Linked DNA regions of Homo sapiens: regions 1, 2, 3, 4 and 6 are each linked to region 5. The links are chromatin contacts, found by Hi-C in ENCODE. All regions are on one chromosome and are shown on one strand. Each heading gives the region's core, a stretch centred on a gene start or an enhancer-like site at or near the end of the contact. The rest is flanking DNA. Distances are from core to core; before and after follow the strand shown.

Region 1 (3,679 bases), core at 41-2,540, 4.0 Mb before region 5:
GACAGGGTCTCGCTGTGTCACCCAGGCTGGAGCCACGGGATATATTTATATATTTAAAATATATTTATAATATTTATATAGTATGTAATACAAAAATACTATATATATTCCATATAAATATTACATATAGTACATAGATAAAATGTATCTACCGCTTGCCTAGCTCTGTGAGGTACACTTCTTGGCCCTTCCCCACAGCTCCGACATATTCTCCCAAGCCTTCAAGGTCCTTCAATATTGTTATTAGAGGCTGGGCACGGTGGCTCACGCCTGTAATCCCAGCACTTTGGGAGGCCGAGGCAGGTGGATCACGAGGTCAGAAAATCCAGACCACCCTAGTCAACACGGTAAAACCCCGTCTCTACTAATACACACACACAAAAAATTTGTCGGGCGTGGTGGCACGCGCCTGTAGTCCCAGCTACTTGGGAGGCTGAGGCAGAATAGCTTGAACCTGGGAGGCAGAGGTTGCGGTCAGCCGAGATTGCGCCACTGCACTCCAGCCTTGGCTACAGAACAAGATTCGGTCGAAATATATACATGTATATTGTTATTAGAGGGCTATGTGGAAGTAGCTATTAAACACGAGGGCTTTGAAGCTAGAATTCCAAACCCTTCTGCAAAGGTGTGCTCTCAGTTAACATCCTTTATCTGTAAGAGGGAAATCAAAATTATTTGATAATGTCTTGAGGAGTAAATGAAGCAATGCATATAAACTGTTTAGCCCAGACCGGTCTGAAAATACATATTGAATAATTTATTCTTATTTTGCCCATTATATAATATGCCAAAGTAAGTGATTACGGTGTGTTTTCCCCGACTATGTTGCCTAGGCTGGCCTCGAACTACTTGGACGAAGCGATCCTCAGCCTCCTGAGTAACTGGGACCACAGGCCGGCGCCACCCTAGCTTTAATTAAGGCCGTTTTGTTGTTGTTATTCCCCTGCTCCACACAAGGGGCGCTGCCGCTCCAAGGCTGCCAGGGCGGGAGTCAGGATGGCGGAAGTCTGTCTAGCCACGACCACCGCCATCATGGAATACAGGCCCACCTCACCCCGCGGGTGTAGCCGCTTCGTACTGTCGCTTAGGCCGACCCGCTCGCAGCGACAACCAGCCCTCTACCTCTTTTCGCTCTCCCTTAAGTAATAAACCGTCTTTCCTTATGACGAGTCTTAAACTCTTTGGGAGGAATAATGCCGGCGTCTTCCGGAACCCGACCTCGCCCCGTGACCTCAGAGGTATACTTCCGGGACACGGAAGTGACCCCCGTCGCTCCGCCCCCTCCCACTCTCTCTTTCCGGTGTGGAGTCTGGAGACGACGTGCAGGTAGGAGGCCCGGGCGCGACAATCGGGGGGCATCCTGCGGCGAGGGGACCCTGTGGGGCTTGGGACGAGAGACGGGGGTCTTTCCGTGGGAACCGAGCTAGGTGCCGGGCAAGAGACGCGCGGCTGGCCCACCTGGATCCTGGCCAACTCGGGATTGAGTTCGTTCCTGGTCTCAGAAGGCCCGTTTTGCTTTCAGGGAGGAGCTTGTGAAGTAAGGGTGAGTGCGGGTCCAGCCTTTTAAGGCCTCGGCCCCGCAATACGGCCACGGCCACGGCCGCGTTTGAGCTGCACAGCGTAGTTGAGGGAACCCGGGACAGACGTGGGCTCCCGCCTCTACCTCGCCAAACTTTTTTCTTGGTGATCGCAGGCCCACGCCTAATCTCGTTTGTTTCCTCGTTTGCAAAATAGGAATAACAATAGCACCGATCCCATGGGTTTGTAGTGATCATTCAAAGAAGGAAAGCAGGGAAAACTCTCGCACTATGTTGGATGCTTCTAAATCTGGGCGATTCTTTCCGTTGCTGAGTCGGGCACGTTGCAAGTTCTGGGCGCTCAGGGCCCAGCACCAATGTTTGCTGTGCGCTTGCCCTGCGTTTATATACTCCTGATGACCACTCTGCTCGTTACTTTAGGGGATGTTAGGAACGGAGAAACTGCAAATTGGCATTTACTGAATGGCCATCATGCCGAAACATACTCATGCTTACGTATTTGAGATATGCTGGAGCCTTTCTATGCTTCTCGAGGCAGAACTTTGGGCTTCTCTCCTGTGGCGCGTTCCTTACAATAGTTAACGCACTGGGTCGTGCTCATTGGTCTGATTTGAAGATAGGAACATTTAACTTCGTACACCCAAGACTTACACTTGAAGTACTTACTGTGGTCACACACTTAACTAAAGTTTATATAGGGAAGGCAGAGGAGAGATCTAGGAACACCTGAGACAGACTAGGGTAGTTATTTGTGGTGTAGAGGCATCTTGGCAGGAGGCAGAGAGTGCTGGGCTGGGAGTCAGGACACGTTGTTTCTATGTTTGGTTTTGCCACTGTCTTTACTGTGACCATAGGCTGAGACACTCTCTATCTTCACCATCTGCAGGATATCGATTAGTGTTAGTGTCTTCTGAAAATGTTAAATTGTTCTGAACACCAGGAGGTTCAGAAGGCCTGGGGCTTTAGGCCGGAAGCAGTCTTATCCTAGCCTTCCACTTTCTCATTCATTCTCACCCGCCTTCCTCCTGTCAGTTTCTCTCTCCCTTAGATCTTGTGACAGTATGATTGCAATTATTATGAAGGTCATAATAGGTTAGAGTTATTTAGTCTCAGGACCCATCAGATTTCTGAGATGGGTCTTTTCCATTAGCCTGCCTTTTGGATATATTTTAGTGCCTTTGATATTTGATGTTGGTGACAAAGATTTAGTTCTAAATAGTTGTGGGAGTCAAATCAGTTGCATTTTTGAACATTTTGAAGGGATCAGGTGGAGCACAGGAAAACAGGAGATGAGAGGCTTGAGGGCTGTGTTGGTAAGGGTCCCTTGAATTCTAAGCTGAGGAGTTCATGCAGGAATCAAGCAGCTCCCTCGCCCCATGAAGGGTGTTAGGAATGGTACCAGTACATGGGTAGCTGTTGGTCTTGGGTTTCTTCTTGCCTTTTGGGGTGCAGCCTTCAGGCATCTGCTGCTAGATCCCTAGGCTTCTATCTTGTAGGTGCTGTGAGCTGAGCTGTTGGTAGTTTCTGGGGAAAGGATACTTCTCATGGTACTTTGCCATGTGGCCACAGTTGATACCCCCCCAAGTGCAAGGAGAAAGAAGTTTTAGTGAGGCAGAAATGAGAGAATACAGTAGAGTATTGGATGGAAGAAGACAGGGACATGAAGCAGGACTAGGGTTTCATTTAATAGCCAGGGGAAAGGGATTCTGGAAATGTTTTGTCTGTTAACCTTGAGTTTCTTTTCCTTCCACTCAGAAATGGCACCTCGAAAGGGGAAGGAAAAGAAGGAAGAACAGGTCATCAGCCTCGGACCTCAGGTGGCTGAAGGAGAGAATGTATTTGGTGTCTGCCATATCTTTGCATCCTTCAATGACACTTTTGTCCATGTCACTGATCTTTCTGGCAAGTGAGTACCTGGGTGGAGAGGCATCCAGCTGGCAAAAGGCTGAGGAAGGCAATGGCTGGGACGGGCTAGCAGTTCAGGGGATTCTCTCTAAAGAAATGCTGTTTTGTCCAGGTAAGAAAATGTGCTTGTCCATTTAGCCCACAAATATTGTGATTTCCCAGGGGTTACAAGAGAGGAGACACATTCTTCGTCCTTACAGCGTGATGGTCATTGAATCCTTGGTTTCTTGGGAATT
Region 2 (3,994 bases), core at 819-3,318, 4.4 Mb after region 5:
TAGTCACCAGAAGTCAGTCACTCTCCTCCTGGAAAGGTCTGGATGCAGATGCTGCAGACCTGGCCCATGTTATCAGACGTGATCGGAGATTGGAGTTGGAGCTTCATTGTGAAACATCTGCAGTCCTCAAGCTGAGACAACATTTCTGGCTGGGGGCGGTGGCTCATGCCTGTAATCCCAGCACTTTAGGAGGCCAAGGCGGGCAGATCACCTGAGGTCAGGAGTTCACGACTAGCCTGGCCAGCATGGTGAAACCCCATCTCTATTAAAAGTACAAAAATTAGCTGGGCATGGTGGTGGGCATCTGTAATCCCAGCTACCCGGGAGGCTGAGGCAGGAGAACTGCTTGAACCCGGGAGGCGGAGGTTGCAGTGAGCAGAGATCACACCACTGTACTCCAGCCTGGGCAACAGAGCGAGACTCCATCTCAAAAAAAAAAAAAAAAAGATTTCTGACTGAATTTAAAAATAAACAAAAACTACACCAACACCGAGCCATTCACAGCCTCTCAGGATTTGGAAAACAAAACAAAACAAAACAAAATAACACTGAGGCAAAGAGCAAGTCCCCCACACTGTAAAGGTATCAGCTCCACCATCTGGTCTCATCAGGGCCTCACCAGATGAAGCCTACCCCTAGCAAGCTGGTCTGGAGCTGCAGTTGGGCCCAAGGGCTGGGTGAGCGCCTGGGGCTGTCCACAGTGAGCAGATTCAGCAGAATTGCAGAACGTGGCCACCCGGCTGACTGAGGAAGGCCCTGTCCCGTGGGCATAAAGCCAGGATTCCTTTGGCCTTTTGCTGCTGGAGGAAAACTAGGCTGATTCAGAAGGTCTCACCACTGCTCCCTAGCACTGACTAAAGTCCGGGATGTCAGACTATGAGGTCATATATCACAAGTCTCTGTACGCCTTTGATCCCCAGTTTCCACATCAATAAAATGGCGGTAATCATATCTGACGATTGGGCGGGATTCTATGAAATAATGCGCACAAAGCTCTGGCAAAACCCTATGTAATGGAAGATGTTACTGATGACCAGCACTCAAGTCCTTCCTCCAGCCTCCGCATGGAAAGTTCCCAAGTGTCCCTAGAAGTCTGGAACACTCTAATGTTGACTGGAAAGAATAAGATGGATCTCTTTTTCTGATATGGAAGCGTCCCAAATCCAGTCATACCAGCTGGGAGGCAGTGCCCGCTAGCGGTAAAAAGCATGGATTTTGGATTTGGACAGATCCCCCTGAATTGAAGGCACAAGGGAAACCACTTGTGCCTCTGGCCAAGTTAATTTTTCTCTCCAAGCGTCAGTTTCTCCACCTGTTAAAAAGTAACGGCAAACCTACCTCACTGGAGCTTAATAAGGATTAAGTGAAATAATGCAGGTCAAATATCCGAGCCTTGATATATATAAGCCTCATGTGTATGTGTTCCCATTTATGTAAAATAACAGTGTAAGCATATTCAAAGAAAGCAATTCAGAATGTACTCTTAAACTAAGCAATGGTTATCTTGGTGTGGGGAGTTGGGGAAACCAGGGGCCTGCCTTTTTCTCTATTATATAATGCTGCAAAGTTTGATCTTTAAAAAAGGACATTAAAAAGCCCAATTGTACTTTAAACAACACAAGTTTTAATACTTGGGTAAATAAATGGCATCTAAACAAAGAAAGAAACTGAAGGCAGAGCCAGGCCCAACCCTAGGAGACTGAGGAAGCGATTCTGCTTTGCCTGCCCCCAGCTCAACCCCTGCACTAAAACCCCCCGGCCCCAGCCCCAAGGTCCAGGGGGTTGTATTCCTGGGGGCGACCCGGCGCCCCTCAAGTCTCCCTCCTCTTGCACACACACACACACAAACCAGACTCGAATCCCCGCCTCCCAAGGGAAAGTGTTTTTTAAGGTCTGTTCCAGGGCCTGCCGGGGCCAGGGACCGAGGTGGGACTGAGTGGCCGGAACTCCTCCACCTGGGAGAGTCGGTCCGGGTAGCTGCGGCCAAGCTGAGTCAGCCCGGCGGGCGGCGCACGCGGCGCCGCGTGACCCGCAGCCACGTGACCCGCGCGGGGCCGGGCCGCCGGCGCAGTCGCTGCAGCCGCCGCGGGAGGCGTCCGTGTAAGTGGGTAGCAGGGCTGGCGGGGACCTTCCTCGCGGGCCGGAGCGCGGAGCGCTGCCCCAGCCCTACGGCACTCGGGGTCGGGACCCCGGGGAGCCGCCCTCACACATTTTCCAGGAGGGATCGGAGGGGCGATGGGGTGGTAATGGGGGTGGGGGACACGCTGTACCCCACCGACGACCGCGCGGGCCACCTTCGCCTCTTTCCTTCACACTCCCACTAACCGCAGTGCTGGGGGAACAAAATGTCCTCCTTCTGGAGCGATTACCTTTTCCCTTTTGTGCTTTGGGGGAAACTGAAGACCCAGAGGGGTTCGCAAAGCAAGGTGGGCCAGTAGGAAGACCCCTCCGCTAGTCCAGAGAGAGCACACAGCTCCCCAGGCAGAGCTCATTGCCCCACCTGCTCTAGTGGCCCAGCATGATCCCATGACCTCTCTACTTCTGGAGGAAGAGTCTTGGGGTAGACGGCGGGGAGGGGGTAGGGTATCCCGTTCCGGTAGGGGCAGGGATGAGGGAGGCGGGGCTGAGCCGAGCATCTATCTGGATGGTAACAGCCAACGTAGAAAATACTAAGTTGTTTACATGCATTCTCTCATTTCATATTACCCGTCGTGAAGTCTGTGAAGTAGGTACTATTGTCCCAATTTTTACATAGGAGGAAACGGCTCAGAGAGAACTTAGGTCCTTTGACCGAGGTCCTGCAGGTGGTAAGTGAAGGAGCTGAGATTAGAACCCAGATCTGCCCCCAGTGGCGCCTCCTCGTGGTCTGTGGGTGGTGGAGACGACTGGCCTAGCCTCTTAGCTCCTCTGTGAATAGAAAGGCCTTTTTCCTGGCTCAGACAGCTTGGGAAGGGGATTGTTGCTGGGTAAGAGAAGCTTCTCCCACCACCTCCATCTCTTTCTCTGCCCCTTACCATTGATTCCTTTCTGTCATCCCCTCTCCCCCACTGCAGGACAAGATGAAGCTCATCATCCTGGAGCACTATTCTCAGGCGAGCGAGTGGGCGGCTAAATACATCAGGAACCGCATCATCCAGTTTAACCCAGGGCCAGAGAAGTACTTCACCCTGGGGCTCCCCACTGGTGCGTTCTTGGATGGAGAGGGTGCCGTGGATAAGGGTGGAGAGAGTAGGCAACAGGGGCCAGGTACACCGGCTCACTCAGCCAAGGGACTTCACGGGGGCTCTGGGGTACTGGTGCTGAGAGAGCACCTTCCTGCCCCTTCCACATACAAAGGACCCAGCTTCCCTTATGGGTTGGTTTAGTCGCTGCCTGTCCCTGCAGAATCCTGGAGCAGAAGGGATCTTGGTTGGCAGGAAGAATTTGATTTTTAGGCTACATCCTAAGTCAGCCCTGTCCACCAGGGTTTCTTAACAGAATTAAGTCCTGATACCCTAAGGCATTCATTTTATGTAATGAATTAATTTCTCTTCTCTGCATCTAGAGGGGTACCAGCTAAGTACCATCCTTGGGAGAATTGAAAAGATAGTCACTTAGGTAATTTTCTGTAAGGCTTAATTAAACACAGGACCTAAATAAAAAACAGTTCTAATTTCTTTTGGAAAAAATCAAAATGTTGCTTTTTCAGAAAGATATTTTGACCCCAGCTCCTCAAGACAAATGTCCTGATTATTTCTTTCAGAGATGGATGGGTTTGCCCTAGTGGCCCTACCTGACCCATCCATTAGCGTGTCTATGTGTGTGTGTGTGTGTTGGAGGGGTCTTCAAACTTGTTCTTTTTCCTTTTTTTTTTTTTTTTTGGTCTTCCTTGCAGTCCAGACTTTTTCTGTAAATGGCCAGTAGTAAATATGTTAGACTTCACTAGCCATATAGTCTCTGTTGCAACAACTTAACCCTTCTGTTGTTTGAAAGCAGCTATAATTAGCCTGGCATG
Region 3 (3,572 bases), core at 893-3,392, 3.7 Mb after region 5:
GCCCAGTGCAGTACCCAGTACACCACAATCACACCAAAAGTTTGCTGAGTGAAGCAGAGAACTCACTAAAGCCAGCCTGAGGTTCAATCAAAATTCCTGGGCCCAACCTGTAAGTGGGCCCCTAACTTACTCCAAACCAGGGACCCCCATCCCCTAAACCAAGAATGGCCTTGATTATTGACAAAGGAAGGGTCTGTTCATATGTTTCAGGTAAGGCACAGCCTAAGAATCTGCCTCTAAGAAGCCTCATCACATCACAGTCCTGTGTTCATTTCATCCCAAAAGATTGGCACTTTGGGCTGCCCTGGCATTCCATTGTCTCTCTCTTCATTTTTAGAAGCAACAAGCTGACAAAATGACATCTCAGGCACCTGACTTTTGTAAGTGCCCTTTAAAGAGGCCTGGGAACAATTCCCACAGCTACGACTCTACTCTGCTAAGGCAAGATTTCTTAGCTGAAAGGTATCACCTACTAAGAAATCCATCACAGAAACAGATACAGTAACAGAGTCAGAGACAATTCCACTATCTGCCTTCATGTGGTTCCTGATTCTTAAAACTAAAAGATGGACTGAGCTATTTTTAAATGGGGAGACTGAAAAGGCACCAAAAACGTTCTCACAATCCAAAGCACTCATCCCTAGAGCACGCTTATTTGGCCAGAAAAAGAAACTCTCTGGCTCTGCAAAAGTGAAGCAGAATGCAAAATTGCATCTCTCCCCTTGTACCAAAAGGAAAAAACGCAAAAATGGTTTTACAAAAGGTCCAAGAATCTTTGAAATACGTTTGAACTTCTTTCTGAGAATTATGGATATTCCTTCTCAGACCTTTACAAGGATAACGGAAGAGGTAAAAAGGAGAGCTTGGGAGCAGGAGAGGGAGAGAGTTGGGATATGTACATTCTATTTTTAAACCCTCGCCCACAGTTTAGAGTAAAGGAACACTCTGATTCTCTACTCCCACCCCTATCACCTTCTGCTAAACACAAGAATCAGAACCTGCGCACGTACTGATTCCAGATTTAGAGATTACTGGCTGCCAATACTCCAAGGAATCGCAAGCTAACCAAGCATTCCACCCAGGGAACCCGGCGGCCTGACTAGGCTGGAGCTGCGTACAGGGAGCGAAGCAGTCACAACCCACCTTTTCCCAAGGGGAGGCAGCGCCCCCTCGGCAGGGCACGCTCCATTCTCACGGTTGGGCACTCAAGGCTGAGCAACTCTGCCCCTAAGGGAGCTGGAGCTGTGGACACGATGGGATCTGCCCGCTGGCTGCGGCGCGCTCGGCACTCTGGCCCCACTGCTGGGACACCTGCGTGCCGCGCACGCCCACGCCCACCCGCGCTGCCCCAGAGCACCACCCGCGCTGGGTCACCTCCCGACCATCCCTGAACGCAAAAGGCGGAGCGACGGGTCTCTCTCTTCATCTGATGGTTGCTGGTTCGCCCGCTTTACGTATCCTTCCTGCCTCGGAGGCGTCGACACCCGTCCCCCAGTGTACCGGGAGCAGAAACCCGGCAGACGCGCGGGCAACCCGGGCTAAGCGCCACCTCCCAGTTCCTCCCGCCCCGGAGCCGCGTCCCCGAGGGGCTCGGGACACTCACTCTTGAGCGCGCTTATGAGTGACTTCCCGTCCTTGATGAGCTCCTTGATGAATTTGTTGGTCTTGTCCAGCTCTGCTTCGTGCGACTTGAGCGTCTCTCGGAAGTGCGGACTATCGAGGCAGCAGTCGCTGAACTCGAGCGCTGGGAGCCCCATGGTGCGCGCGGCGCCCAGCCGGGGGGCGCGCCTCCGCCGGGGCCCGGGCCGCCCGCCGCCCAGAGCACTCACGCGGCGGGACCCCGGCCGGCTCCCCCGACGGCCGCCGGCTCCACAGGTGTGGCGCTGGCTCACTCCGCGCGCGGTGTCCGCCGGCGCGCAAGACTCCCGAACCGAGCTCGGACCCGGCCGAGGTGCTGCTGTTCCGGGCGCGGGCAACGGAGCGGATCGCGAGCAGGAAACGCAGCGCGGACCCGCAGCGGCGCCGGGAAGCGAGCGAGCGGGCGAGCGAGTGCAGACGCCGCCTCCCCGCCTCCTTCGCTAGCTAGCTCTCGGCAGCCTCGAGCGCCCTCTCACAGCAGCCTCGGCCGCCCCGCCGGTGTCTGGGCCGCTCGAACCTGCTAGCGATGACTTAATCCCCGCCGGGCCAATCAGCGCACCCTCCCCTGCCCGACCCTCAGGCCGCCCGAGGACGCCCGGCCCTTCCGCGGTCTTGATCCAATCAAAGGGGCCTGGAGGCAGGGTCTGCGGCTGGGGGCGTGGCCCTCGCCAACGCCTAGGTCCGCAGCGCAAACTCCGCCTCCTCTTGCCCTCCCAGCGTTGCAGACCCCGAAACCTAGGGGTGAGCGTTGCTGTGCACCCGCCCCCGCTACCTTGCCCGCCTGCTCCAGCCCGAATCCGAGCCACGCATGGCGAGTCTGCTGGTCCTGGGGGCCGAAGAGCCTCGATGTGCCAAGCATGAAAAACCTGGGGACTAGGGCTGCAGTTCACCACCGCCTGCCCTGCACTGCGGGGCAACCGATTTTACACTCAAAATACAGCCCCCTGCTCCGGGAGAATCCCGAGCGACCAAACGCTCCTCTTCCAGTCAGGCAGAAAAATGTTATTTGCATCTTAAAATTACCAGCTCTTGCCTGCAGTCTTCCCGCCCCCTACGGTCCGTCCCCCTCACGGCCACTCCTGCTCAGAACCCGCCCACGGTTCCCCTCAGCCGAAGGAGCTCACATCATTACTAGAATTTCAGCCGCCTGTTATTTTCCTGCTCTGCATCTAGCACAATTTTACATAATAAGATGACAGTCTACTGCCTGTCATCCTTCGCTACACGGTAAGCCCCACGAGGGCAAGTGCCCCTGCAATTTTCTTGTCCGCTGTTGCATCCTGGCACCTAGCACAGTGGCTGGCATTTAATAACAGATATTGAGCACTTACTATGTGCTGTGTGTGCTACGGTGATTGATAAATGTAGAATAAATGAATGGATCCTTTCCCAGAGCCATCTCCACCTCCCACGCCCAGTGCGTTGCCCTGTAGTCCCTCTGTTCGACCGCAGGACTCAATTCTGGCATCTCACTCGTTGCACTTGTCAGGCTGGGTCCCACAGGGTGTCTAGTGCTGAATTGTTAACTCCTGGAGGATAGGGACTGTCCTTGAATAAATTATCTCTATGTCTAGGAACCAGCAGCCCTCCTTCAGCTACGTGGGGGCTTCATGTTTGTTTGGGTTGGTTTGTTTTTTAAATAGGTCTGCTATGTGCAGGCACTAGCCTAGATGGTAAGAATACAAAGATGAATAACAGAATGAATTTAGCTGCTGGTGGTATTAGGTGAGATGGAAGCAAACAAGCGATAACCATGCCTTGTGATAGGATAGAAGGCCTGGGTGCTTGGGAACATGGATTTTTCACTCAGGAGGGGTCAGAGGTGTCCCATCTATATTAAGAAAGCAATTAATGTATTAAATTCATAAATGGAGCATGGTGGCTCACACCTGTAATCCATAACTTTTGGAGGCCAGGTGAGAGGATTGCTTGGG
Region 4 (3,545 bases), core at 338-2,837, 4.8 Mb after region 5:
GATAAAACATGTTAAGTGCTTAGCACAGTGCCTGACAGAAGAAGTTGCCCATTATCTGTCTATGTGAAGAACAATGCTAAATACTGTAGTAGCCACAAACATGAACCTTTCTCTAGAAGAGTTTACATTCCAGTCAGTAGTATGATAAATATTGTAGCAGATACAGACTGATACAAGAAAGAGGACTGATAGATGGGTCACTTCCTCCCCTCCATTCTCTGATTCTGTCTGTTCTCAACACTAGCTTAGAAAGTAGCTTTTGGACTTTTTAGACAAAATGTCTGGAAAGCTCAGCACTAAGTCAAGTTTGAAGTATGGGATGGACAGCTCTATGTAACATTCTATCCGATCACCATCAGAAGGTCTGGACCACAAGAGAGATGAATGCCAAATTTAGGAGCCAGCCAGCTTGGCAGAGTCCCTGGTATATCTCAGGCCCTTGACTAGGTACTGGGGCTCTAGAGTAAGTAAGTCACTGACTCTGCCCTTCAGGAACTTATGCTTGAAATCTTGCTAGCTGTGGTCAAGAATATTCAGTCCATATTGTGAAGGCCGACTGGTAGCCACGTAACTGTCACACAAGGGACAGATGTAGCTGGGAGAATGGATGAAATTGCTTAGGGAGAAAGTCATGCTAGAAGAGCAAAGAATATACTCTTGGAGAATACTCATTCTTTTCACTCATGTTTGGTTTATGTCAGTGGGGAATCCTGGTTAAACATAGGGTTTGGCAGCAAATCAGACTAAGCTGGGTTTAAATTTTATATCAATTATGCGTTCTTGGGCAAGTCACTTCAACTCTCAAAAGTCCAAATTTACTATTTATAAAATGGTGAGGCTAGCAGAATCTATCACATGGGACTGTGGGGACTTAGAAAAATACATGTAGAGTGTTTGCCTAGTGCCTAGCAGAGAGCAAAGGGCATGGTTAAGTGGTAACTGTTATTGCTGTTTAGGCACATGTTGGCAATAATTAGTTTGTCCTGATTAGAAACAATTAGATGGTACCTAACCTGGAATTCGAACTAGGAAATTAAACTCCAGAGCGAGTCTGGTTTAGTCTAGTGCTTGCCCTGGACCGAGCTCTGTTCTTGCTACCTTGCTTTCAAAACATGGTGGCTATCACTATAATTTTTTTCATGTGTTCCATGGGTATTGCACACATTGAAAACTGCATTCTCTTGGAAAACCTGTCACTAATTTTCTGCCAGGATAATGGTCTCACGCGATTTTTGGTCTGGGATGTGAGAGGGTCCAGGCTGTCAGGCTGTACAGCCACGTGGGCGCTGCGTGGGAGCCAGAGGCCTGCGCTGCTCCAACCGCCAGGGGGCGGTGCTCTCCGCCGCGGCCGCGGAGAGCTGCACCGCCCACTCACCACCCCCCCCCACGTGGGTCCGAATGGTTAGGTCCGCTGGGCAGGTAGCGCGCTTCCGCGGCTTCCCTCCGCCCCTCTCCCTTCCCCCATTGGTAGGGGCTGCGGGTCCGGGCGGAAGTGGGGCAGGCGGGCGGGAGCGAGGCGTCGTCGTTGTATATTCATGAGGCGCGCGCAGCCCGGCATGCTAATGAGGCGGGGCGCGGCGGCTGGCTAAAGAGCGACTGGGCGGCGGCGGGCGCGGAGCTGCCAGGCGGGAGCGGCGTAGGCGCGGGGTCGCCGGCCAGCGTGAACCGGGACATGGAGCCGCCCGGCGGGAGCCTGGGGCCCGGCCGCGGGACCCGGGACAAGAAGAAGGGCCGGAGCCCAGATGAGCTGCCCTCGGCGGGCGGCGACGGCGGCAAATCTAAGAAATTTGTGAGTGTCCCTCCCATCCCGCTCCTGCCTGGCCCCGTAACCGCCCTCTGGACCCCTGCAGCCGGCCCCTGGGGCGCCTGCCCGGCTTTGGGGAGCCGCCCCCGCGCCTTCCTTCCTCGTTTCGCTCGGTCCGCAGCTCTGCAGCCCGACATCCTCTCCCTTCGGGACCTCGGGAAGCCCCGGAATCCCACCCGGCTCTTGCCCCGGCCACCTCGGGGCTTCCCTCGTTCCCCAGCCCTTACATTCTGCCCTCCCGCCCGCATATCCCCGGCCGGCTCTCAGCCCCGTCTCTCCCCTCTCAGCCTCACTTCCTTTCTTCTTCCTCCAGTACCCGAACACGCCTCCTCTTTTTTGGTCCCCTCTTCTGGGTCCATTTTCTCTTCTTAACCTTACACCTTTTTTGGTATTCTCGTATTTCCTTCTCCTAAAGGTCACTTCCTTCTCCATGATTCATCCTTTTTACCTGCTAACTTTCCTCCCGCCCAGTCCCCCGTGGGCCCTCCGCCCGGTGTCACTTGATAATCCTTCCCCTGAGGAATGTTACCTGACTTGAGCCCTACCCCCAACTCCTTCTTTGGACGTTTGTCCTTGCGATTACAGGAATGGGCTCCTGCCCAGGTCCTATGGTCACTGGGGCATGACGTTTATTTGTTTACCAGTATTCCTCTCTCCAGAGAACCTCTCTCTTTGCCCTGTTGCTTATCACTTTTCAGAGGATTAGAACTCTCATGATTGTGCCCTTCTTGACCTAGGATGGTGATAAACCTCTCCTGTGGGAAGAAAGTTGGACTGCGAGTTCAAGAAGTTTGTAATTGAATTGTTTTTTATACATTTCCCATGATAACCGTCTCCTCTACTCCTTTTCTACTGCCTCTTGTGCCCCAAGGCGACTATCGGCTTCCCTTTGCGTGCCTGTAGAAGAGTAAGCTTTCCTCAAGTGCCAGTTACTTTCAATCCGAGTGAAGGAATAGTGATATACATGTAACCCTATCATATTTCATTACCTTTTGCCCACACCAACGCCTCTCTCCAGGGAGCCGTTTGGTTGCTTTTTTGCTATAAAAGCTTTGTAAGATACGGGGCACTGTCCAGGAGAGGAAAAGTCTTGGATATTGATGATCATTATAATAGCTAGTTATAACTGTAGCTCTTTTGTCTTCTCTTCCAGGTATTTATGCCCTTACACTAGTGTATCTTTCTACTAAACAAATGGCTTGTAACTCTTAGTCCCACCTCCCAACATTTTGACCCAGCTCCACAAATTTGGGAAGAAAACTGATAAAGCGATGGAAACAGGAAGAAAATGTTGTTTTATGACCTAGAGGGTTGAGATGTTAACCCTGGAGGGTTAGATGTTTAATTCTAAATAGAATTAAAATAGTGACTCATCTCTTCCTATTTCTAGCAAGACCAAGTGCTCCTGGACTGCCCTTTCCAGTGATATCTGAGATGTCAGTAACCATCTGTTTTTATCTGGTGAACATCTTTTTTTCCCCCCCTAGAAATATAAGGTTAAGGGTATTGACACCCCCTCCTTCTTTGGTGACTAAAGCAGCATTTTTGTATGTTTCTTTAGGATAAGAATTGACCCCTCCCCCCCGTTAGCTTTCCTTCCAAAACTTAAGTTCTAGGGCTCATATTCCTTCTATTTCTGTATCTTTTTGTTTTGATTTTATTTCCATGAGTACTGTTTGACCTTCCTCACCCAAATTCCAGCTATTGCTGCTGACTTGTGGTGACCTCAGTGACTTGTTTT
Region 5 (3,893 bases), core at 738-3,237:
CTAGGTCAGCAACTGTCATGTAGCACACAATAAATGTCGGCCCAATAAGTGAAGTATCTTTAAATCTCCTATCTTCATTTATTTACAACATAACTACAGAACATCTCATTTGCCAGGCGGTTATGACAGACACACCATGAAGTACATTCAGGTTACAAATATAATGCAAAAATTAAGCCCCAACTTCTGCCATCAAAGAGGCCACATACACACCTAATTTCATGAGAAATGCTAAAATAAAGATCTGTACAGTATGCTCTGCAAGCAACTTCCAATCCAAGAGGCTACGGTATAAAATATTTGCAACAGGGCAAATTCATTTGCAAATTAAAGCTCTATTCAAATCAGTTGTGCAACAGTGTCTAGACTATTAATAAAGCCATTTGGATTTTTTTAAAGCTTTAGAAAGATACTTTCTAAAATGCAAAAGAATGTTCCCTAATAAATCCATCTGAAACTAGCTAAGTAACCTCCCTTTAAGATCGAAATCAGGAATAAACTTGGCATCGCTAATATTTAAAGATGCTGACAATTCACCTTGATCACTCATTAATACTGTATACATATGGAGTTTAAAGGATTTCAGATTCATCTCTGAAATAAAACAAAATTTCATTTCTGCCAAAGTGGAGATTTGTGTGTGCGACCATACAGAATCTGAAAGGCATTTTCCTCTTCTAAAACCTTGAATAACAATACCCATTTCCTTACACAATTTCATCTTAAGTTCAAGACAGTATCAACAGAGTCTTCATAATCTACCCTGCTCTTTTTCATTTTCAAACGTTGACAACAGCACAATTCAGAATGGGAGCTGAACATCTGAAATGCCATTTCTCCCATACAGAAAAAAACCAAAGTACCAAATACACATAAAGCATAATACCTCTTTTCCTCAAAAACCACTGACCAAAAGATTTCTCCAGGTCACTCTCATTTTACCAAATTTTAATTACAAACTCATAGACACTGAGGTTCCAGGGGAAAAAAAGGTCACTGCACTGTTCAAGGAAATGGCATGAGTAGTAGACGAATAGAACGCCAATTGGGATTGCAGGCTCTGAAACCTGACTGCCTGAGTTCAAGCCACTTCCTGGAGCCACAAATCCGCCTATGCAATCTTATTCTACTGACTCAACCTCCACGAGGCTGTTATCTCACCTGTAAGATGGGCGAGTAACAACTGAAGACCCCTCTGGTCTGTGGCCTGCAAAATGTTAATAGCAACTACTCCAAAGGGTGGTTGTGAGGATTAAATGAGACAAACCTAAGTAAAGGGTTTACTGGCACACGGTAAGTGCCTAATAAGGGGTTGCTACTGTTGTTGTTACTCACAACTACAGGATAATAAGGAATAAAGGGATGAAAAAAGGAAGAAAAGCCACAGAAGTTAAGAAAGGCAAGCAATGAGGGGGATGAAATGAAAGGGCAAACGTGGGGAGCCCAAAGAGCCGCGGAGGGCGTGGAGAAGGCTTAGCCAGAAGTGGCGAGGGGTACAGGGAAAGTAACTGCGGAGTGCAGAGACGTCGATGAGGAAAATCAGGCCCGCAGCGGAGCGCGGCCTGGGGACAGACTCAGGTCGGCCGAGACGGAGGCGACACGCGGCTGAGGCGGGGCCCAAAGGCGGGAGCACCGCGCCCGGCCAGAGGGCTGCAGGCCGCGAGAGGCGGCGAGGCCCCAAGAAAGCACTAGGAAGCAGCCAGGGAACGCGCAGGAGGCCCTGGCCCAGCCCGGGCCCGGCTCTCATTCAAGCCACCTTCCCCTTCCCCCTTCTTAAACCCCATGCGGTCCCGGCCCGGGCCGCCCGGCTCCGCTACCCACCGTCCGCCCCGGATCTCCACATGGCAGGTCTAGCGTCTAGCCTCTGGGGCTCTCGTGAGCAGAGATGTGAAGGAGGGCAGCGTTCCTTACCTGAGCTCCCCCGGGTTGAATCGTTCACTCTCGCCCCCGTCCCCGCCACGCTCCGCCATTACAGAGGGCCGCGTTCATCCACCCGCCGACCCGACGTCTCCTATTGGCTAGAAAAATCGTCAATCCCCAACGAGAGAGGCGGAGACAGCAGAAGTCTGAGATGCGGTTGGTCAAACTTTCCATCAATCTTCGAAATGGGGGCGATATGTTCTTTGCTATTGGGCAAGGCGCCCGCCGACTTTGAAAGCGGTATGAAGACAGCCAGTTGATTGGTGACTCGGGGGCTTTATGGGAAATGAGATTTTAGCAGTGAGGAACCGCCGGCGCCCTCTCGCGGTAAGCAGAACTAAGTCCTCCCAAGTTCGGCTCAGCCTGCGGTAGCCACGTGTCTGTCGGCTTCCAGGAGAGCCAATTGTGGAGCCATATTGGCCAGTAGTAGCTCAGGCGGAGAGCATTTCCACTGGGCAAGCCAATCAAAATCGACCTGGGCCGCGCCTAAACCGATTGCACAGTTGCTGTGGAAAGCCGCTATTTCCTAGCTTTACAGTAGCAGGAGTCTTAAGTCACCACTCAGCTCTATATCCATGTTATTAAATAATATATTATTAATTACAAGAATACCTCCCAAATTATACTAAACCGTTGCAAGCCAATAGGTGTTATAAGTTGCTGCATTAAGAAAGGTAAATTGGCGAAGGCAAGCCTCTTTGCAATTTACAGCTTAACCACGTCTCCCTCGATCTCAAAATGTGCTTGTCTGAAATTAGCACACCCAGAATACCAGACAATTCTGAATATTTATTTAGTTTTTCTAATTAACAAAAAAAAAAGTTTTGGATTTGGGGTTTCAAAGGCACAATGAAGATGAGCCCTTTTATTAAAGTCGTAAAAATATTAAAATAATACTAATAGATAAATTTTACTTGGACCTAACCATGTAGCAAACCCGGATCTAAGTATGTCAGGTACGTTAACTCTTTTAAGATTCAAAAATTGCTAGGAGGTGGGTAACATAGTCACTGTTTGTAGATGAGCTTGAGGCACAGAGAAGTTAAGTAACTTGCCCAAGGTCACACATCTACTAAATAGCAGAGCCTGGTCTTAACCCCAGTCAGCGTAGTAGCAAAGCAGCACTCTTAAATACTGTAAGCCTAAATAATTGGATCCACATAAAAACATGTGCACAAATGTTCACAGCAGCAATATTCATAATAGCCAAAAAGTATTGTAACAACCCAATGACCATCAGCTGATGCATGGTTAAGAAGCATGGTATAGGCCGGGCGCGGTGGCCCAAACCTGTAATCCCAGCACTTTGGGAGGCCTAGACGGGCGGATCACGAGGTCAGGAGATCAAGACCATCCTGGCTCACACGGTGAAACCCTGTCTCTACTAAAAACAAATAGCCCGGCGTGGTGGCGGGCGCCTGTAGTCCCAGCTACTCGGGAGGCTGTGGCAGGAGAATGGCGTGAACCCCGGAGGCAGAGCTTGCAGTGAGCAGAGATCGCGCCACTGCACTCCAGCCTGGGCAACAGAGCGAGACTCCGTCTCAAAAAAAAAAGAAACATGGTATAACTGTACAATGAAATATTGTTCAGACATAAAAAGCCACATACAAAAAGGCCGCCTGTTGTATGATTCCATTTACATGAAATATGATGAAATTGCATTGCATTTCAGGCAAATACATACAGACAGAAAGTAGAACAGTGGTTTCCAGGAGGTAGAGGGGAATGAGGAATTGGAAGTGACTGCTGATGGATATGGAATGTCTTTTTGGATGATAAAAATGTTCTGGAATTGGCGCTGATGGTTGCACAACTTTGTGAATATACTAAAACCCATTGAATTCTATACTATTTATTTATTTATTTACTTATTTTGAGAGGGAGTGTCACTCTGTCACCCAGGCTGGAGTGCAGTGGCATGATATCAGCTCACTGCAACCTCCGCCTCCCAGGCTCAAGCGATCCTCACACTT
Region 6 (3,965 bases), core at 122-2,621, 4.3 Mb before region 5:
ACAACGATCTGTATGTGAATGTTTATAATGGTTTTATTTATATTCACTAAAATCTGGGAACAACCCAAATATCCAGCAACTGGCAAGTGAATTGTATGATATATCCATACAATGGAATTCTACTCAGTAATACAAAGGAAGAAATTATTGATACATGTAATAATATGGATGAATCTCAACTACAAAATACTAAGTGAAAAAATATCAGATCCAAAAGGATATATAGGATTCCACTTATGTGACATTCTGGAAAAGGCAAAACTAGGGACAGAACACAAATTAGTGATTGCCATGGTTTGAGTATGGGATAAGTGGACTAACTACAGAAACAAGGGAACTTTGGGGATGACAGACAATTCCATATTTGACTGTAAGTGAATGTATGTACAAAATTCAAAACTAAAAAGGATAAAACTTTATGTAAATTATACTTTAAATCAACTTTTTTTTTTAATGAGGTGATTTAAATAAATGTGTTAGGTAGCTTGATGACACGGTAAGTATGAAAGTGGTACCAGAATGGCTTGAAACTCATAAAATATTGGCAGAGTGGTTATGAGTTATTCCAAAAATCAAATAATGCATATGTTGATTCGTAAGACCCTTGTCATTTCAGAAGCTGGAAATGAAACAGTACTAATGAATTTGTGGCTTCACCACTTTTTAGCTCCACAACCAGGAGCTATATCAGGAGAGATTAGGTTAATCTCTCTAAACCTGTTTTCTTTTCTATAAAAGAGGGATCATCATACTTGCCTACAGGGTAGAGTTACCAGATAAAATACAGGACGATTGGTTAAGTGATGTGAATTTCAGGTCAACCACGAATCCTACTTTAGGACGAGTAGGTACCATATATATTTATAATTAAAAAGCGATTCGCCGTTAATCTGAAATTCAACTTTAGACGTTCTGTAATTCGTGCGTGTGTGTGTGTGCATGTGTGTGTGTGAGTGACAGAGAGAGAGAGAGAGAGAGAGAGAGAGAGAGAGAGACAGAATCAGAATCTGGCAGCCCTACAGAGAGCCCTACAGAGAGGTTATGCGAATAAATAAGACACTGGAACCGCAAGACGTTCGCCCAGAGTTTGGCATAATAAGCGCCTCAGTGGTAGCGAACGCTATTTTAACCCCAGCCTCTGATGCATTACGTCTTCCTTTATTCTTTCGCCCAATTGTTAAATGAATCAACTGTACGTGTGGCCCTTCATTCCAAGCAGGCAAAAACTCGAAGGAAGCATCCAGGTGCATTATACCAGGACCCCAATTGTTAAGCTTAGAAATTCCAAGAGCGGGCGACGTCATGACGCAAAGGCCCCGCCCCGGAAGAAGCCCTAGACGCGTAAATAAGACGCCGACCGGCGCGGCGCTAGCCTCGGGGCTTGACGGGATTGTGGCGGTCCTCTCTCCCAATTCGGAAGCTACAGCTACCTCCGGACGCTCTCAAGATGGCGACCTCTCTGGGTTCCAACACCTACAACAGGCAGAACTGGGAGGATGCGGTGAGTGTGCCTGCCGGAGGAGGATGGAAGGAGGAGGCGAAGCCGCGCACCTTGCAAGCTGGCAGGACAGGGCCTGCGGCGCGGCCGAAGGAATACCGGGGAGGAGCCAGCGCGGCGGCCTAGCTTGGCCGGAGCAGGAGGGCGGAGGGCGATCCTCCTGCGGGCTTGAAGGGAGGGGGCTTAGCCAGGGTCCCGGGACCAGCACCCTTTCCATCCCTGCCCCCTCCAGCCTATTAGAGCTGGTTTTCTTTTCTCCCGCCGCCTGCCGGAAGTGCAGACAGCGCCCCCTCCCGCGATCGGGTCGTGATGGACTTCGGGTTCCTGCCGTGCCTAGTTCCCCACCCTCGCTTCCCGCCCCCTCGCCACCCCAAGTGTCACTGAGGTGTCAGGGTCTTCGGAGGGTGGTCCTCAACCAGATTTCCCATTTTCACCAGGACTTCCCCATTCTGTGCCAGACATGTCTTGGAGAAAACCCATATATCCGAATGGTGAGTGATCGCGTGTGAAACGAGTTATTCATGTCCTGTCGATGTTGTGGTACTTGCACACTGTGAAGTGTTTCTCTTAGACAAGCAGAAAAAATGATGCTCTTTTACTAACGCGAAGTGCTGGACGACTTGCAAAGAACTGTCATGTGTATTCTCTTACGAATCCGGTAACACTCCTGTAATGTAGGGGTAATAACGATAGCTAGTATTTGTTGAGCATTTACCTAGGAAATAGGTCTGTTGACCAGAAGGTGAGAGCGTTTGTGTCTTTTCATACAATAGTAAGGAATGGAGCTGGGATTTAAGTTCACATATTCTGGCTCTAGGAATGTCAGCATGATAGGAGGAGAACCAGAACTAGAAACTAGGTTTCCTGAATCCTGGTCAAATGCCTTTTGGCCAGTGTACTTTATCTCTTTAAAGTAAGCATTCCCCCTTTGTTACAAACTAGGGTAAAATTAGAACCAGTTAACAATAATAAGGTTAGGGCTGTATTATTGTGTAGTCGTAGAGGTGTTGATATGTTAGTATGTTCACGATGTTTGAATGGTTCAAGATGTTTGAATAGTTCTGTTTAAACAGAACATTTACTATATTCCGGGCATTGGCACAGGACAAGTCTACAGTAGCTACCTTTTGACTAAACTTTGTAAAGTGGGCGGGCCACAGCTGTATCCTCTCTGATTTAGGGATTGTGGAAAGCATTAGGAATGTTAGTTCTTGGGAGTGAACTTGGGAGCCAAAAATGAACCTAAGAGTTGTGGCTGTGGAAAGACACTCACTTACCTAGCATTAGATGCATATACTCTATTTCTTTTTTCTGTAGAGACAGCATCTCGCTATGTTGCCCAGGCTAGTCTGGAACTCCTGGGCTCAAGCAATCCTTCCACCTTGGCCTCTCAAAGTGTTGGGATTACAGGCGTGAGCCACTGCCACCCAGCCCAGATCCATATACTCTTGAGATGTTATCACTTATAATATGTTGTTATAGTATGTTCCCTACCCTCTTCCCAAAAAAGGTTGGGTTTTGGGTTTTGTTGTTGCTGTTTTTCTCTCTCTAGGATGCCAGGGATTTCCAGACACATTTCTTGGGTTATGTTTAAGGAAAGAGTAGACATCTGGCTTTTTTCTTTCTGTAACTCCAGTTCTTTTCTATTTTTTTTCTATTATAGACCAAAGAAAAGTATGGGAAGGAATGCAAAGTAAGTATGTCTGTTAAAGAGTAATGATTTCTGTTTCATTTTTCTTTTCTCTACCAAATTAGCCTTCAGCTTACTAAGTTTTGAGGTCTTCCAGTAAAAATCAGTGCTATACAACTTTTTATGTATTACTGATATATTCATTGGCTGGCAACTGTTTATGTGGGAGGTAAGAAAATGAACCCTCTAATGTAGAGATTCTTACGGTGTCAGTGGATGGGCACTGGAGGAGTTTGTACACCAGGTGGTGTATGACTGTCCACTCGAGCATTTTAGCTGAGGAGGAAGGTCATTCTTGTCAGAAGCTTCTCAAAAAATTACATGACACTCCCCACTCCCCCTAAAAAAGATTAAGGTTCAGATTATTATTGGTGCTTAGCTCTAGGATGGGAAGAACTTTGACCCTTTGGCTATTTCATTTCTGTACTCTGAATTTTTGCTGGAGAAGGATGCTGAAAATTGTATTGAAACATCAAATCAACTAGATGATTGCTAAGGTCTCTTCTAAATCCTACATTCAGGGATCCTTTTTTGAATGCCCCGTTGTTATCAGATCTCCAGATTGCCCAGATCAGGACCATTGACATTCTATGGCTCTTGCTTTGTGTTCCAGATCTGTGCCAGGCCATTCACAGTGTTTCGCTGGTGCCCTGGAGTCCGCATGCGTTTCAAGAAGACTGAAGTGTGCCAAACCTGCAGTAAATTGAAGAATGTCTGTCAGACCTGCCTCTTAGACCTAGAGTATGGTATGTTTGACCTGTCCAATAAATCTGAAAG

The links. Hi-C counts contacts between places; a loop is a spot of excess contacts on that map. Pooled maps may share reads with other maps.
Region 1: a loop to region 5 is called in a map of CD8-positive, alpha-beta T cell, with 8 times the contacts of the local background. The contact joins the promoter of RPS14 here to the promoter of TCERG1 in region 5. A Hi-C loop is called at or near these places in 2 of 168 maps with a recorded cell type or tissue (CD8-positive, alpha-beta T cell and naive thymus-derived CD4-positive, alpha-beta T cell) and 5 of 50 pooled maps.
Region 2: a loop to region 5 is called in a pooled map, with 7 times the contacts of the local background. The contact joins the promoter of GNPDA1 here to the promoter of TCERG1 in region 5. A Hi-C loop is called at or near these places in 5 of 50 pooled maps.
Region 3: a map of B cell shows a loop between it and region 5 (13-fold over the local background). The contact joins the promoter of ARHGAP26 here to the promoter of TCERG1 in region 5. A Hi-C loop is called at or near these places in 2 of 168 maps with a recorded cell type or tissue (B cell and CD4-positive, alpha-beta memory T cell) and 8 of 50 pooled maps.
Region 4: a loop to region 5 is called in a pooled map, with 10 times the contacts of the local background. The contact joins the promoter of DIAPH1 here to the promoter of TCERG1 in region 5. A Hi-C loop is called at or near these places in 7 of 50 pooled maps.
Region 6: a loop to region 5 is called in a pooled map, with 32 times the contacts of the local background. The contact joins the promoter of RBM22 here to the promoter of TCERG1 in region 5. A Hi-C loop is called at or near these places in 5 of 50 pooled maps.

Annotation. Positions count from the first base shown.
Region 1 is chr5:150,447,350-150,451,028 of GRCh38, reverse strand. RPS14 (ribosomal protein S14) reads left to right here and starts at 1,290. Exons shown (of 5, transcript NM_005617.4): 1 at 1,290-1,326; 2 at 3,294-3,444. The coding sequence starts at 3,296. RefSeq lists enhancers at 902-1,221, 835-1,773.
Region 2 is chr5:142,011,101-142,015,094 of GRCh38, reverse strand. GNPDA1 (glucosamine-6-phosphate deaminase 1) reads left to right here and starts at 2,068. Exons shown (of 7, transcript NM_005471.5): 1 at 2,068-2,100; 2 at 3,054-3,183. The coding sequence starts at 3,060. RefSeq lists a cis regulatory region at 529-801 and silencers at 1,943-2,212, 2,884-2,943.
Region 3 is chr5:142,768,947-142,772,518 of GRCh38, reverse strand. ARHGAP26 (Rho GTPase activating protein 26) reads right to left here and starts at 2,142. Exons shown (of 23, transcript NM_001135608.3): 1 at 1,604-2,142. The coding sequence starts at 1,757. RefSeq lists an enhancer at 668-1,503 and silencers at 1,799-1,918, 1,929-2,338.
Region 4 is chr5:141,617,042-141,620,586 of GRCh38, reverse strand. DIAPH1 (diaphanous related formin 1) reads left to right here and starts at 1,587. Exons shown (of 28, transcript NM_005219.5): 1 at 1,587-1,789. The coding sequence starts at 1,673. RefSeq lists silencers at 1,233-1,892, 1,953-2,002, 1,813-2,009.
Region 5 is chr5:146,445,427-146,449,319 of GRCh38, reverse strand. It overlaps TCERG1 (transcription elongation regulator 1), which reads right to left and starts at 1,987. Exons shown (of 23, transcript NM_001382548.1): 1 at 1,912-1,987. The coding sequence starts at 1,970. RefSeq lists a silencer at 1,619-1,698 and an enhancer at 1,617-2,324.
Region 6 is chr5:150,698,468-150,702,432 of GRCh38, reverse strand. It overlaps RBM22 (RNA binding motif protein 22), which reads left to right and starts at 1,371. Exons shown (of 11, transcript NM_018047.3): 1 at 1,371-1,501; 2 at 1,936-1,989; 3 at 3,162-3,191; 4 at 3,802-3,934. The coding sequence starts at 1,448. RefSeq lists enhancers at 576-1,352, 1,353-2,129.